Regions from separate parts of the Homo sapiens genome. Here region 2 is linked to region 1. Evidence: read pairs that join two places in POLR2A ChIA-PET (ENCODE). Cell type or tissue: GM12878. All regions are shown on one strand. Links, peaks and the distances in the headings refer to the core of each region. The heading gives the core; the rest is flanking DNA. Region 1 has its middle 74 kb from the start of SP4. Region 2 has its middle 15 kb from the start of SP4.

Region 1 (5,381 bases), core at 107-5,106:
CACTGTAGCCTCGACCTCCCCAGGGTCAGGTGATCCTCCCACCTCAGCCTCCTCCTAAGTAGCTACAGGCTTGCACCACCATACCCAGCTAATTTTTGTATTTTTTGTACAGATGGAGTTTTGCCATGTTTCCTAGGCTGGTCTTGAACTCCTGAGCTCAAGCTATCTGCTTGCCTCAGCCTCCCAAAGTGCCGGAATTACAGGCATGAGCCACCACGCCTGACAACTGGGGCTTCCTGAAAAAAATAAACAATAATAACAAGTAAGAAAGTAGTGGGAGGGGCTCTACTGTGTCGTCCCTGGGAAGACTGTCTTTTATTTCACTGACTTTGTGGGAATGGTCATGCCGTCTCTCTCCTTACCTGTTTGTAGCCAACACCAAGAGTGTACCAAATACATTACTCAGCAAGTCCTCAAGAAATGCATCCAAGTGAGAAAAGATGACTAGAATCCACATTTTTCTGCATTAGAAACTTTATAATGCGAAGCTTGTATGTGTAGAGGTCTTTGACCATCATTAGTGTCATAAATGGTCGCTAATACTTATATATATATGTATGTATATATATATATATATATTTTTTTTTTTTTTTCATTTTAAAAAATGAGGCCAGGCACAGTGGCTCACGCCTGTAATCCCAGCACTTTGGGAGGTCAAGGCTGGCAGATCACTTGAGGCCGGGAGTTTGACACCAGCCTGGGAAACATGGCAAAACCCCGTCTCTACAAAAAATACAAAAATTAGCTGGGTATGGTGGCTAAAAATTAGCCAGGCGTGATGGTGCGCAACTGTAATCCCAGCTACTTGGGAGCCTGAGGCAGGAGAATTGCTTGAACCCCCGGGCAGAGGTTGTTGTGAGCTGAGATTGCACCACGGCACTCCAGCCTGAGCGAAAAAGTGAGACTCCGTCTCAAAAATAAATAAATAAATTAATTAATTAATTAAATAAATAGATAATGATTAAGCAACAAAGATCTCTTAAAGAGTTGGAGTCAAACCAAGCCTAGAACTTTTCATTTTGTTTTACAAATTTTATTTCGGCACTCAATCCTTAACCAGATGTGACTACCTTTTAACTCTGATAATGCAGCAGTAAAATTGGAATTTGGATCTCCAACTTTATCAAAAATAACACATTTCTAGTTTTGAAAAGGGCTTTTTCTTTAAAAAAATAATAATTTGAAGGACAATGATTCAGCTGTTGTATTCTTCGAATAGACAATAAATAGAATTATAGCGTTGCTTTCTTCCCCTCCACCTCTTTCTCCTCTTCCACCTCTGCTATACAAATTTTCAAAAAATGTAACATCAATGTGAAATAGAAATGTTGCCATCCACTGTGAAGCAATGAAGTACAGTGTTCATTAAACCCACCAATCCAACTAGAACCCTGAAATAGACTGTGGAAGTCATGGATTCATCTGCATAAAGCCTTTTCCTTTCACCTCTTCTGGTAAAAGAAGCCCTCGCCTCTATGGGAAACAGGGAACATATCTTCCTATTTAGAAGGATTGCAGGGATGGGAAAGTCAGCCAACTTCGGCCAATCAGGCTCATCCTCTGGACTTGTGCTGTACCCTTTCTCTAACCAACTGTAGGCTATGGCACTAACAATGTATCCCTGGAGCAGTGTAGGGTACCATGTATTTTACCAGAGGAAAGACATTTTCAGAGAATAAAGGCAACATAGGGAAAAGCAGAGCGGAGACATGTAGAGAGAGAAGATTGGATGGCTGGGGAGGAGAAAGGAGTCAGAGCAAAAGACAGAGAGGAAACAAGACAGAGAAAAAGACAAGACAGAGAAAAAGAGAGGAAACAAGAAAGCAGAACAGAGAGGCTGAGGCTTTCGATAATGACATGTGGCACAAGAACCCCCATCTCTGTTGGAAGTCAGCAGCTCTTCTGTACCCTTCAGTTACATGCCCGAGGATATCCCAATTTTTCTTCAGCTTGTTGAGGTTGTCATTCTGTCATTTAAAAAAAATAAACATGTTGATGAACATGACCCCTTTATGTGTCTAATCAAATGAAAGAAGGAACTAAGCTCTATAGCAACTGTCCTTGCCTTGACATTTGAATATACCTTTGAGCATGCAGCAGATCAGTCCAGTGAAATCGAAACTGGAACTCAGTTATAAGCTTTCCAGACAGGGCTTGAGCTACACAGAATTTCTAAGAAAGTAAATTTGACTTTGATGTTAGTTCCTCTTTAGTGTTCCCCCATATGACCAGATTCTCACTGCTCTTGTGCAAGGGAGAGAAAAATCATCTGATATGTTTCATTAATGTTTAAAGGTTAATGAACTTACAGCTTACTCCTTCTGGTAACATAGCTGCATTTCACAAGGGTCAAGATCAATGTTTAATCTAAAGAAATGAATCTCTAATGCTGAAATCATGAGGACAGTAATGCATGGATGAGGAAGCTATTTTCTGTCAAGGAAATTATCCTGCTATTTACATGAGGATACAAGTGACACTTTAGGTATCAGAAGCTTGTGCATCTATTTAAAATCCAGATAAGTGATCATGCAAAGGATCGACTCATTTTTCTTTTCTTAGAGTAGAATGAGGCATACGAGTTCAATTATTGAACTTATTGAAATTACTTCCAATAAGTTCCTTCAAAATCCAAAGATATTAATGTCCAATCCTCCTTGACTAACTGCCCTCAGGGACTTTTACCAGCAGGCTATTCTTGACTATACGGGTGCCTAAGACATCGAAGATAAGTGTTGTTCTTAATCAAAATAAAACCACATTCAAGATTTCTGTTCATTCAAGTTACAATCTGTGCTGACAGGACACTAAACAAATACTTACTTTACACAATTGAATAATTGGAATACTAAAAATTTTAAAAGCATTAACCATCTGAATTTCTGAAGAAGGTGAAGAATATTCTAGATTTCTTTGGAAAAATTTCCCTCATTCACTTTCAGCCCTTTTGAATGCCCTCCCCTACATCTGGTCTCTACCTTTTTCCCTTTTGCTTCCTCCATATTCCATTCTTTGGTTTGGTTTGGTTTTGTTTTGTTTTGTTTTTTAGAGACCGGGTCTTGCTCTGTTACCCAGGCTGGTGTGCTGTGGTGCAATCATAGCTCACTGCAACCTGGAGCTTCTGGGCTCAAGCGATCCTCCCACCTCAGCCTCTCTAGTAGCTGCAACTACAGGCATATGACACCACACCTGGCTAATTTTTTTTTTTTTTTTCATTTTTTGTAGAGACAGGGTCTCCCTATCTCTAGGGCTAGGCTAGTCTCAAGCCATCCTGCCGCCTCATCCATTCTTTCTTCATTTGTTCTTCCTTTTCTCTTCCACCCATCATCCCTTCTTCCTGCCTCCTTCAATCGATTACTTGGTTAGTGTTTGTTGGGAAGTTAGTCAGTTCCAGGCAGTGGGCTAAACACAAACATGAAAAGATGGGGTCCTCGCTGTCGTCCTTTTCTGTTGTTGAGTAACAAATCACCCACAAATCTCGCAACTTAAACCAACACGCATTTATTACCTCCCCACTCAGTATACCAGAGAACAACCTGGTGTGGCAGGAATTTCTGCTCAGGGTCACCCATGGCCAGTATTCAGGTGTCAGCCGGGCTGGGAACTTAAGTGTAGGCTCTGAGGAGAAATCCACTTCCAAACCCATTCAGGTTATGACAGAGTACCCTACAGTTACAGGACTGAAGTGCTTTCCATCTGAGATCTGGGACCTGCCTCAGCTCTTTGAAGCCACTCACATTCCTTTTCCCATGGCTCCTCAATCTTTAAGCAGTAATAGTGCCAAATGACTATCGTGCTTCAAACCTGACTGCCTCTATTGTCATCAGCCAGAGAAAACTCCATTTTTAAAGATGTATGTTATTACATTGGGCCCACCAGGCTAATCCAGGCTGGTCTCCCTCTGTAACAAAACATAATCTCAAGCATGATAGCACATTCTGAAGTCCCAGGGACTCGGGAGGGACTTCACTGGGGGCCGCTTTAGAACTTCTGCCTACACATCTGCCATCAGGTGCTCACACAATACATACAAAAACAATAGCACTGCAATAAGATAATTGTACAAAAGAAAGTGCGGTAAACAAAATGTCACACATACATACAATGGAATACTATTCAGCCATAAAAAGGAAGAAAATTCTGACATGCTACAACATGGATGAACCTTGAGGACATTATGCTAAGTGAAATAAACCTATGATCCCACTTATTTGCAGTATCTAGAATAGGCAAATTCACAGAGACAGAAAACAGAATAGAGGTTTCCAGGCATTGGCGGGAAGAAGAATGAAGTTGTTGTTTGATAGTTATAGAGTTCTGTTTGGGATAATGAACGTGTTCTGGAAATGGATAGTGGTGACAGTCACACAGCATTGTGAACATACTTAAAAGTACTGAATCGTATACTTAAAAATGATTTACATGGTGAACTTCATGTTCTGTATATTTTACCACAATAACATAAAATTAAAGTGTTGAAAAAATAGACTGGAGGCATAAGAAAAGAACAGCATAACTTGCTTCCTGAAAGAGCAAAATGTCAGATTGGGCAGGAGATAAGATCAGATGGGTGTGGGTGAGAAGGGTGTGGACTGTGCGGTGGGAGGGACAATGTCATAATTTCAGTTCCCTTTTTGGTCACCACACAGCTAAGGTAACTTGATAATTTTGTCCAAACCTGCCTTCCTTTCTTGCACTAGCTGCCTGGAAAGCAAACCTTATTTAGCAATCACTAATAGTCCTAGAACTTTTGAGTGTTAATGATAGAGGTGTGAATCAAGTACCTGCTATTTATTAAGTGTCACGTTGGTGACCCCAAATTCACCTTGCTTCTAGGAAATAGAAAGAAGGAAACACAGAGACTGAGCACTATGCTGAGCACTGTGCTTCCTTACATAGCTTCAATGCTTCACAATGACAATGCAAGTTAAGTAGCCATGAAACTTGTTTTCCCCAGTTTTACCAATAAAACATTTGGGGTTGTGAAAGTCTGAATAATTGCCCGCATGTCAGGTAACAAAGAAAAGAAAGTACCTTCCCACCTGAGGGTCTTGTAATATGCTGTTCCCTCTACTTGGAATGCCTATCTACTTTCTCAACCTGTCACCACCACCACCATCATCTACACACACACACATCTGCTTAACATTCTGTATCTAATTCCTACCCATTAGTAAGCAAGGCTACCATATTCAGCTTTATAGATTGTGTGCTGCAAGAGTCCCAGGAGCACCATTCACGTAGACCACAATGTAAAAATGCCCTTGGAGTTGTGCAGTGCCCAACCTGCACAAACATACATGGCAAACCTCAGTCTCTCTCTCTTTTTTTTTTTTTTTTTTGGAGATGGAGTCTCGCTCTGTCACCCAGGCTGGAGTGCA
Region 2 (5,381 bases), core at 228-5,227, 60 kb after region 1:
AGGCAGAGTGGATGTTAGCAGCGGCTAATCCACACAGGTCTGCAGCCTTCTCAGAAGAAAGAAGAATTCAATCCAGGGGCATAAAGCAAAGTGAGAGACCCAGGCAAGTTTTAGAGCAGAAGCAAAAATTTATTAAAAGGTTTAGAGCAGGAACAAAGGGAAGTAAAGTACACTTGCAAGAGGACCAAGCAGGTGACTTGAGAGATCAAGTGCATGGTTTGACCTTTGACTTGGGGTTTATACGACGGCATCCTCCTCCCCTGATCGTTCCCTTGGGGTGGGCTGTCCACATGCATAGTGGTCAGCCAGCACCTGGGAGGGGCCGCATGCACAGTACGTTTACTGAGGTTGCACGCATGCTCACTCGAGGCGTTCGTTCCTTACCAGTGCAGTGCTCCTAGAGGAAGGTGATATAACAGTTAAACTCTGCCATTTTGCCTCTTTGTGGGCATGGTTGAGTCCACTCACCCACCTCCTGAGATCTTATCGGGAAGCTGCTAATCACCAGTTTCAGGTGTTTCTAGATAATGGGAGACTGCCTTTCCTTGGTGCCAGCTGTGACCAATTATTATTTTAGAGAAACAGTTTAACAACTGCTTGACCATCACCTGATGGCTGTCCAACCAGACATCTTGGTGGAGCCTGCCTCTTGGTGGAGGCAGGAGGGTGTGCTCTGTCCTGCCCTGCTCATGTCTGACTAGCTACCTACTGTAACAGGAGGAACTTGCTTTTAAGAAAGTCTCCAAGAATAAAGACAGGGATGGGAAGTATGGTAAAATTTTCTGGCTTTCCAAAAGATATATTCCTAACAGGCTGCCTGGATAGATTGTACTTCTCAAGGAATTCACATGAGAAACAGAAACAGACATGAGTGTGGGAAGAACACAAGATTTTTGGAAGGATTTGCCCATCTTGTGGTTGCATGTGTTACCAAGGGCTCCCTGGCCTAGAAGTAGGAAGGCAGGCAGACAGCAGGTGGATGGTTCGAGATTGGATAGTACCAGGGTGCCTTATGAAGTGTTTTCCACAGCAGCAGCTCCAAGGGTTGAGGGGTTGGCCCTGGAGTTATGTCAGGTCCAGCCAGGCCTCCTGTTTTTTTTTTCCCACCTCAAATGTGCTTTCCCCGTATTTTCCTGCTTCTACACCTCGGCTCACCTACACTGTTCTGTCTGGAATTCCCTTCCCCTCCCACCCTACAGCTATTCACATTTTGGGCATCCTTCAAGATCCAATTCAAGCTCAAGCTCCCTGACAAAGTTTTCCCTCACAGCCCCAGCCTGGAGGGATTGCTCCTTGCCTTAAACTCCCATTACAGTTATTGACTGGAGAATTCATTTTGCAATTAATCACCTACTGCCTTGTGACATCTCTTCAATTATGGCTTCAATTGAACTTTTATTTATGGTTTCTGGGTTGTATAACTTCTCCTGTGATGATGGTTTGTCATCTCTCCAGCTTCCCTGTGGGCTTCTTGAAGCCAGGAGCACCTTTTGCTTGTCTTTGGAGCCCCCATCACTCCACACAGCTCCTTACACAGGAAGATATACAGATTATATAAGCTGATACACTTTATTAATCATTAATATTCCATGCTGACACCTAACTGATAATCCTGTTTACTTTCAAATGATTATTTAACATGCGAGTATTGTAATAATATTTCTTCCCACTACAAACATGTTGTGTACTCTCCCTTTTCCATCACAGATGTTTCTGAGGACTAATGCTGTTCAGTTCTCTTGTCAATTTGATCTTAATTTTTCAGCAGAGATGGGAGAGCTTGGTAATAAGCGAACAGCTCTGGAAACAGGTGTCCTGGTTGGAGTCTTAGCTCTGCCATTTGCTAGAAGGATGAGCCTGGGCAAGTCATTTAACTTTTCCATACCTCAGTTTCTTCATCTGCAAGATGTGGATTATAACAGGCTTTTCACTGATCTATTTTGGGGGTTAAACAAATTACACCATGTGACATTCTTAGGTCAGCATCTGGTGAATGGTGAAGCCCTTGATAACTTGCTAGCTGTTATTTCTGTGTGACTGGAAATTTCCAAATTTAAAGTATGAGATTCACATGTCTTTCCACTCTTCTTTTATCACTAAAGAACAGAGAGCAGGCAGTGAAGCTGCCTCTCTACCTCAGAACACCAGGCTGCAGTCTAAACTCTGCCACTTAGTTTGTGTTATTTTAGGCAAGATACTCAACCTCTTTGGGGTGCTGTGAAGATCAGAGAGTAAACATCTGTGAAAGTACTTTGTAAACAGCATACTTGCTTACCCAAAGCAAGGAGCTGTGGGTGAGAACAGGAAATACATTTAACTGGTTCAGTTTTGAAAATCTTACCCTTAGAAAATTCGCTTTAGGAAAAGAGTAACTCTTTGTCTCTCTTTGGTTGAATTACCCTAATTATCTTATGCGGCCTTCATATTTCTTTTCTTTTTTATGTTTTTTCGTTGTTGAGGGTTTTCTTGTTGTTGTTGTTGTTGTTGTTGTTGTTGTTAAAAAAAAAAACTATTGGTGCTGTGGGAAGTCTTTCTGAGCCTATGATATGCTTCCTTTTCTCATCTGTAAATCTGGTTGGTCTACTAAACAAACAGCCGCATTCACCAAAGTCAGACACATCCTTCATGATTTAAAATCTGTGGCTGTGCTTTGACAAAGGAGCTCTGTAGGGAATGGTAATGCGATTAGGATGGTAACTGGCTGGAGGAGCAGGAACATGCCAACCAAACAACTCTCTTTGCAGGGTTCCTTGGAGACAAGTGTCAGAGGCAGGTTAAGAGCAAGGTTTCTGGCACCAGGCACTTGGGTTCAAATCCCCACTCCCTACCATTTATTTTCTGGGTAATCTTGCAAATTATTAAAACTCTGAGTGCCTCTATTTTCACATCTGTGAAATAAGAACAACTATAACACCTAACTTTTAGAGCTAATGGGGGATTAAATCAGTCAATACATGTAAAGTGCTTATATATAACACAGTAAGTGCTAAGTATTTGTAATTAACATACACATAGTCACTGGCAGCAAAGGCATGTCTTTTTGTACTAAATGAGCCTTCCCAAATGTCAGTGCATCCTGAGAAGCTGTGCTATGACAAATAGAGGATTCATTTTGTTTAGTCTGGAGGTTTAAAAATAATACATGCCTAATAGGTTTCTCTTCCTCTTTCCCCTTTTCCTCAAGGCCACAGCCAAGGTTAGGAAAGGTGGATCTGGAACATACTGATTAGCTTGAAAAAGATAAGAGAGTGAGTGAGCTCCAACACTGGTTGAGCCTGTCATCTAGGTCTTCCTAGGGCAGGAGTCATTCCCAATGAATTTGCTCCCTGGCTTATTTTGTCCAGCTGATAGAGAGAGGAAAAGAAAAAGGATGATGATGAAGAGGAGGGAAGAGAGAGAAAAATAAAGAGAATTGGTTTAGAGAATCTGGGCCTCTCTCTGGAGTAGGAGCCAACCCTTGGCCCCATCGTTCCTCTTCCACCTCTTAGAAGGGAATGTGGTAGCCAGAGAGATGCCTGGACCTTCTGCAAAGTATAACTTGCCCTCAAGTTTGAACTACCTTGTCTCATGAGTTGCATGAAAGGAAGAGAACCCATAGAATGAAAGCTCAATAAGAATCAGGCAGATTGGGCCTTCTCTTAGGAAAAGAAGGCCAGCCCCTCACTCCTTCTTACCTTTCTGACCTTATAAAAGAAAATGCATTCAGGCTGGGCGCGGTGGCTCATGCCTGTAATCCCAGCACTTGGGGAGGCCGAGGTGGGCGGATCATGAGGTCAGGAGATCAAGACCATCCTAGCCAACATGGCGAAACCCCATCTCTACTGAAGTAAAAAAAATTAGCTGGGCGTGGTGGCGCGTGTATGTAGTCCCAGCTACTCACGAAGCTGAGGCAGGAGAATCGCTTGAACCCGGGAGGCGGAGGTTGCAGTGAGCCGAGATCGCGCAACTGCACTCCAGCCTGGCGACAGAGTCTCAAAAAAAAAAAAAAAAAAAAAGAAAATGCATTCCAAGAACCCAAGGGAGGGATCCTCAGAACTGCAGAGCACTGCAGAAGTTTGTGGGCGGGGGGGAGCCATGGACATTGTTGTTTAGTTTAGCACTTCTCAAACTTTGCTGTGTGTCGAATCACCTGGAAATTTTGTTAAAACACATGGGTGGGGCTGAGATTCTGCATTTCTAACAAGCTCCCAAGTGACCCCATCTCTGCTGGACTGAGGAGTTCAATTTGAGTACAGTCTTCTAGATGAATGGTGTCCTAGAGCTGCATGATATAATAGTTTCCTGCCAACCTACTACCTCCTTGATAATGTGGCCCATCTGTGTACACTTAAACCTGGCCACTTGCGTCTTGGATACAGAGTGACAAGAAATGCCCTAGTCCTTGATTCTGATCCCGAACTTTGAAAGAAAGAAGAAGGAACAAAGAGTACAAAGGTTCTTATCTTGGCCAACCAGTTATGTGAGTGATTTTTTTCCATTCCATTCACAAGCTAGAATTGGCTGAAGGAAGCCTAATATGATTATCACAGCTTGGTGACATTTTATGAACTCTTGTCTTACGCCTTAAATTCGAGGATGTGAAATAAGATTATTTGTCATCTTCCTGATGACACGAGAACTCCAAATGACATCTTTAAAAATCTTATCCTTATGACTACCCAAATCTTATTAGTCTTTCAGTTTAGCTATCATGAATTGCACAACTTCTATATATCAGCGCTTTACATACACACTTTTATTTAATTTTTCCCCTCAAATATTTCAAGATAGACATCATCACTTCAATGTTACAGATAAAGGAATTGAGGCTCAAAGAGATCACATAGTTTGCCCCAGGTTACCTGGCTGAGGCAGGATAGGAAGCTAGGTGTGTCTTACTTCATTTCCTTTCTCTTTTCACTACCTGTCTCAGAGATAACAGGATAATTATTTTAAAATTAAGAAGAATTATTCATACCTGTAATCCCAGCACTTTGGGAGGCCGAAATGGGCAGATCACGAGGTTAGGGGTTCGAGACCAGCCTGGCCAACATAGTGAAACCCCGTCTCTACTAAAAATACAAAAAAAATTAGCCAGGCATGGTGGCGGGTGCCTGTAATCCCAGCTACTTGGGAGGCTGAGGCAGGAGAATGGCTTGAACCCAGGAGGTGGAGGTTGCAGTGAGCCGAGATCACGCCATCACACTCTAGCCTGGGCAACAGAGCAAGACTCCGTCTCCAAAAAAAAAAAGAAAAAAAAAAGAAGAATTATTCATTATTTAGAAACAATTTAAATCTCACAGTTGTTTGATATCCACTGACTTCCTTGATATGAATTTACTGCAAAGCTATTGAAGCTTAAGTTTCAAGGACCATTCACTCGCAAAAGTGCCTTCTAAGCC

What was found. ChIA-PET counts read pairs that join two places held together with the same protein. Peaks named below come from ENCODE experiments on the same cell type or tissue, not always from the same donor. Only the 100,000 strongest peaks of a DNase experiment are listed, where the experiment ranks them.
Region 2: POLR2A ChIA-PET joins it to region 1 with 11 read pairs; 17 of 35 experiments call an interaction of 5 or more read pairs at or near these places.

The regions. Positions count from the first base shown.
Region 1 is chr7:21,350,924-21,356,304 of GRCh38, forward strand. No RefSeq gene overlaps it. Among named protein-coding and RNA genes, the nearest start is that of SP4, 74 kb to the right of the region's middle. RefSeq lists enhancers at 2,159-2,368, 4,433-4,482. In GM12878, for the core only: no CTCF peak of the experiment used is centred there; DNase peaks (open chromatin) are centred at 2,028 and 4,588; H3K4me3 peaks cover 1,375 bases; H3K27ac peaks cover 3,577 bases.
Region 2 is chr7:21,410,497-21,415,877 of GRCh38, forward strand. No RefSeq gene overlaps it. Among named protein-coding and RNA genes, the nearest start is that of SP4, 15 kb to the right of the region's middle. In GM12878, for the core only: a CTCF peak has its summit at 663; a DNase peak (open chromatin) is centred at 2,135; H3K27ac peaks cover 1,237 bases.